Linked DNA regions of Mus musculus: region 1 is linked to region 2. Evidence: chromatin contacts called from ENCODE Hi-C or POLR2A ChIA-PET data. All regions are on one chromosome and are shown on one strand. The core of a region is the stretch at or near the end of the contact, and the rest is flanking DNA. Distances in the headings are between cores, read along the strand shown.

Region 1 (2,700 bases), core at 83-2,582, 35 kb after region 2:
CCTGGGTTTAATTCCCATACTAAATAAGCTGATGATAGTGGTGCATACCTATTATCCTAGCACTCAGTAGGCAGAGGCAGGAAAATGAGAAGTTCAAGATTGCCTTTGATTACATAGTAAATTCAAGGAAGTCTGGGCCACATGAGACCTTACCTTTAAAAGATATAAGTAAAACATGAGTTGGAAGCCAACCTGGACTAAATAGTGATCACCAGGTCAACTAGAGTCACGCAACAAGACCCTGTCTCAAACAGACTAACAAGAAACTAAAATGGCTGATGAGGTAGCTTAGTGGGTAAAGGTGTGTGCTGCCAAGTCTGACAACCTGAGTTTGATCCCAGAAGCCGCACAGGGAAGGAGAGACAACTCTCGACTCTGGAACGTTTTCCTTTCCTTCAGATTAATGCCATGGTGTGTCCACAAATGTATATGCAAATACGCATTAAGTGTAAATAAACAAAACCCTGAAAGCAAAACCTGATGGCACAGGATTTTAATTGCAACTACTGAGACTGAGACAAGGTAACACGTTCAAGGGCAGAGTTCCCAGCATGTAGGAGGCCCTAGATTCAATCTCCAGTACTGCCTGAGCAATAATAGATAAATGTACTGGAAGTGACTCACAGGTTAATAGCACTTTTTTTCGCTGAGGACCCAAACTCACTTCCCAGCACCTATTAACTCAGTTTCGTAATGCCCCCCCCCCCCCCAGGTTGGACCGTTAGGGAAGGGGGCGGGGCCATCTCTGCCTGGACAGGGCGGGCCTTAACAGGGGTGGGTGGGGCCTCCCACCTAGCACTGCTTCAAATTTCCTGGAGTATTAGTCATGTTTTTAACCCCAATTTTTGGGAGGCAGAGGCAGGTGGAGCTCTGTGAGTTCCAGGCCAGCTTGGTCTACGTAAAGAGTTCTAAGCCAGCCAAGTCTACCTACTAAGATTCTGACTTAAAAACAAAAACAGATGAAAAGGAGGGGTGAAAATGATGTAAATACAGTACTCACCAATGAAATTTTCAAAGTTTAAAAAAAGAGAGAAAGAACCACCACCTGGGAGCCTCAGTTTCCCCCACTAGGTGCAGGAGAGGTTGGCTGATACCCAGTCCCTCCAGCCTCCATCCAAGCATACCGAAAGGCTGCCTTGTGGGCCAACCACAGCCCAGGTCCCATCCATCATGCTCAGGCCCCGCCCACCAAGAGCCAAAGCCCAACCTCCATGGCAAGGCCCCGCCCACCATAGACACCCACCTACCACAACCCAGGCTCCTGTCATCTTGGCAGAGGCCCCACCCACCGCAGCCCAGGCTCCGCCCCGTTCAGTCAGAGACGGGCCCCGCCCCTTTCCCTAACGGTCAACGGTCGTCCAGCCTCTCAGAAGCAAGGCGAGCTGGACGGCCGCGTCGTGTCGCTGTTCTCGGGTCCCAGTGGCCATGGAGGACGCGCTGCTCGGCGCCATGACTGGCCCCGAAGACGAGCTGGGCGCCGAGCTGTTCGGGTCAGAGCGTGTGTTCGCGGACGGGCTGGCGCTGAGCCCCGCAGGCGGTGCGGCCGATCGGGATGAGTTGCCGGTTCTGGCCGACGCCTACCTGGGCGCCACCGAGCCAGGGGAGCCGCTGCTGCGTGCGCTCAGCCCCCCGCCGGGCGCTGAGGTACCGGCCGCCCTGCTCGGCGACTTCCCGGGGCTGCCCGAGCTCCGCAGCCCAGACGACGCCGCTCCGCCTCCCGCCTACAGCGTGCACGTGTTATCGTCGTTACTTCCCGGTGCTCGCGGGCCCGCGCTGTTGCCGCTAAGCGCAGGAGTGCGCGTGATCCCAGTAAGCGCCAGCAGGGGCCACCGTCGCGCCGCCTCTCCGCGTGCCTATCCTGTGGGCTGGCCCCGGGCAGCAGGCTCAGGCACCACAAGGGATACAAGGGAGGTGGCACCTCCCTGCCCAGCCTTTTCCCCTGCAGATGACTGTGCCACACTAGAAGAGCTTATAACTGTTGCCATCACAGTGTGTGTTCCTGGCCTGTTGGACTTGTGTCTCCACCCACCTCCGCCCCAGCAGGGCTAGGGATAGAACCCAGGGCCTTTTGCGTGTTCTGCAGATAGTTTTCAGCCTGGTAGTTTGGGATTGGCTGGGAGATTTTTTTTTCTTCACACCAAAGACTTCCATTATTGAGGATTTTTTCAGTTGATGATCTCCCCCTCTGTAAGATAAGGGACAGTTCTTTAAACCTATGTAGAGTTTTGATGAATTCTGCTTCTCAACCATATTGCTAAGCTATATAGCAATTCCTTGAAATTGCTATATAACTTAGGAGAACCTCTGATTCTCCTGCCTCTACATCCTGAGTGCTAGGTGTACAGGTGAGCCCCACCACACCCGGCTGATACAATGCTGGGACCACACCCTGCCTTATGCTAGTCCACTAACCCAACTAACCCACATCCCCAACACCTCACTGTTGCCAATAGAAAGGAATCAACCTTTTAAAGGAAACCAGGCACAGGTCAGCCCCCAAAGAACCCTGCTTGGGAAACTGGGCTCCTCATCCAGTCAAGTGTGTCAGGTCTAGAGTAAGCCTTCATAGAATTTTTGTTGTTTTAAATCTCTGTGGAGATGACAGGAGCCTGGCTTTGTACACCAATAAGTCACAGCTAGTAGAGCTCAGAACCCAGAAATCCTGTTCCCTGCTCAATTTACAGAGAAGGTGGGACTCTA
Region 2 (2,738 bases), core at 46-2,545:
GCTGGCTTATCGTGGTGGTGGGTGTGATATCATCCATGCATACCAAAGTGGACCCCTCCCTGGGCATGATTGCAAAGATCAATCGGACCCTAGACACCACGTGAGTAACCCACCTCCACCCTCTGCATCTTGAAGAAGATGGTGGTACCTCTGTTGACTGTCCTCGCTCTGAAATGTCTGAGTACAACTATGCTATCGCTGTTTTTCCGCATGCTCTTTGCCCTCCTGACCTGCTATTGAAAGTCTGCAGACACTGCCACCCTTCTTCTGAAGACTAGGCTAAGAGTGGCAGAGGCACGGGGACCTGCCTTCCAGGTGTCTGTCTCCTGAGGTCAAGATGGAGACAGTGATGACCTCAGAGGGCATCTCTGCCCCAGAAGATGGCTCCAAGTGTGGCTGTTGCCCTGGAGTTGGTCCATCCAGTGATCTGGTCCTCTGAACTTACTGCCGGTCATTGCTTAGGGACAACTCAGCCCTTGGCCCCTTCACAGTGGCTTAGATGCCTGCAGGGAAGTGCGTTACTCCTTGGCTTTGAGTTTTAGTTTATTCTGGGAACTTAAAAAAGTAGATGTCATCCTGTCTAGGGACAAATCCTGGCCATCTTCTGGTTTTTCTTTTTCTTTTCTTTTCTTTTCTTTTCTTTTCTTTTCTTTTCTCTTCTCTTCTCTTCTGTTCTCTTTCTTTCTTTCTTCCTTTCTTTCTTTCTTTCTTTCTTTCTTTCTTTCTCCCTTCCTTTCTTCCTTCCTTCCTTCCTTCCTTCCTTTTTTTTTTTTTGAGACAGGGTCTCACCGTATAGCTCCAGCTGTTCTGGCCTAGAACTCAGGGATCTTATCTCTGTCTGTCTCTGTCTGTCTGTCTGTCTCTCTCTCTCTCTCTCTCTCTCTCTCTCTCTCTCTCTCTCTCTCTCCTGGTTGTTCAGCTGTAGATACTGTATGCTAGGAAGGATTGCACAAGCAAACAGATGAGAGAGTGGCCCCAGGGAACACTCACAGCTGGAGGAGTTGGTTTCTGCTGACTCAGAGCAACTAGCAGATTTAACCCAGCAGTGTGGCATGTTTAAGACAGCTTGAATAGGTGCTCGGGAATCCTGGAGGTCAGTCTTTAATGGGTCTGCATGCCCTGCCTTCTGATTGAGACACCCAGGAGTGACTGAGAAGCCAGCCAGCTCCTCAGCCTCCAGCCCTCCTGGCAGCATTGGTCATTCCTTTGTAAGCAACTGTAGGAAACAAGATAAAAATGCCTGTCCAGGCATCCTGCCAAGGGTCCTGTCTGCCTGGGGCCTGGAACATCGAGCTGGGGCTAGGTTCTCAGAAGCAGCTGGCAGAGCTGGTCACTAAAGACTGGACCTGTGCTGTCCTGAGAGGTGAGGAAAGTCCTGTGAACGCTCACCCTGCTTCCCTGAGTGTTGAGCTGGCTGCCAGGCCCAAGGCAGCTGTGAGGCCAACAGCCAAGCTTTGCTCTTACATGGGCTGTGTGTCTCAAAGCCGGATTGCACACAGCCACGCCAGCTACTAAAACCTTGCTTAATCTCAGTCTTTATACGATTTGTTTCTTTGTCCCTTAGACTCTATTTTCGTAAACTGGGTCATGTCTGGCTCAAATTTAGAAAGGTCAGGTGAAGGCTCAGAGACTTGCAGCCTGAGGGGCTGTTCTGGAAGCATCTTTCCAGTGTGGGTGGAGTGCCTGTGTCTCCTAGGCTGCTTTGGTTTTGTTTGCTGAGATCTGAAAGGAAGGCCATAGAGGTTATCAGCACAGCTGAAAGTGAAATTACTTTTTTGTCCTTATTGGATTTTTTTTTTTTTTTTTGGTTTTTTGAGACAGGGTCTCTGTGTAGCCCTGGCTGTCCTGGAACTTGCTATGTTGCTATGTTGACCAACCTTGTCTCATGAACTCATAGAGATCTACTTGCCTCTACATGTGACACCATGCCCAGCTTGGATTTTTTCTTTAAATTTTATTCTGTGTGTATGTGTACTATACGTGTGCCTGGTGCCTTCAGAGGTCAGAAGAGGGCATCAGATCCCCTGAGACCAGAGTTTCAGATGAGTGTGAGCCACTGTGTATCTGTTCCCATCAGCTGCAGGAGGAAGCATCTTCCAATGACAGTTGTGCTAGGCACCCATCCTGTTCTTCTGGGAGGCGAGGCCTCCAGAGCATAGGTCTCTCACATGATGTTAATGTTTTCCAATATCAGAGCTCTGAAGGTTAGATATGCTACTACTTTGATCATTTGGGACCTCTTATGTTATGTTTTGCTTTTAGATTTATTTATTTTTATGTATTATGTGTTAGTCACATATTATGCATATATGTTTTTAAGAATTGTCTATTTATTTTAGTACACTATAGCTGTCCTCAGACACACCTGAAGAGAGCATCAGATTCCTTTACAGATGGTTGTGAGCCACCATGTGGTTGCTGGGAATTGAACTCAGGACCTCTGGAAGAGCAGTCAGTGCTCTTAACCTCTGAGCCATCTCTCCAGCCTCATATTATGCATATATTATGTATGTATGTGTGTATGTGTGTATGTATGTATGTATGTGCCTGCAGGCCAGAAGAGGGCACCAGATCTCATTATAGATCAGCCACCATTTGGTTGCTGGGAATTGAACTTAAGATAACTGGAAGAGCAGCCAGTGTGCTTAACCTCTGAGCCAGACTCGATCTCTTTTATTTGTTCCTTGACAATTGCATACACGTCAACAGGATACCTTGATTTAACCCATCCCAACTCT

Evidence for each region. A loop is a pair of places that touch in the nucleus more often than their neighbours do. ChIA-PET counts read pairs that join two places held with the same protein, here RNA polymerase II (POLR2A).
Region 1: a map of heart shows a loop between it and region 2 (6-fold over the local background). The contact joins the promoter of Tesmin here to the enhancer-like site in region 2. A Hi-C loop is called at or near these places in 1 of 37 maps with a recorded cell type or tissue (heart). POLR2A ChIA-PET finds 5 or more read pairs at or near these places in 2 of 5 experiments (Patski and embryonic stem cell).

Annotation. Positions count from the first base shown.
Region 1 is chr19:3,387,525-3,390,224 of GRCm38, forward strand. It overlaps Tesmin (testis expressed metallothionein like), which reads left to right and starts at 1,333. Exons shown (of 9, transcript NM_001039657.2): 1 at 1,333-1,809. The coding sequence starts at 1,426.
Region 2 is chr19:3,352,525-3,355,262 of GRCm38, forward strand. Cpt1a (carnitine palmitoyltransferase 1a, liver) reads left to right here. Exons shown (of 19, transcript NM_013495.2): 3 at 1-100. Among named protein-coding and RNA genes, the nearest start is that of Gm36532, 24 kb to the right of the region's middle. Within about 2 kb of position 1,296, at least 2 of the 3 ENCODE cell types and tissues checked have a DNase peak (open chromatin) inside an H3K27ac peak, as active enhancers do; they include heart, where a contact is called at or near this core.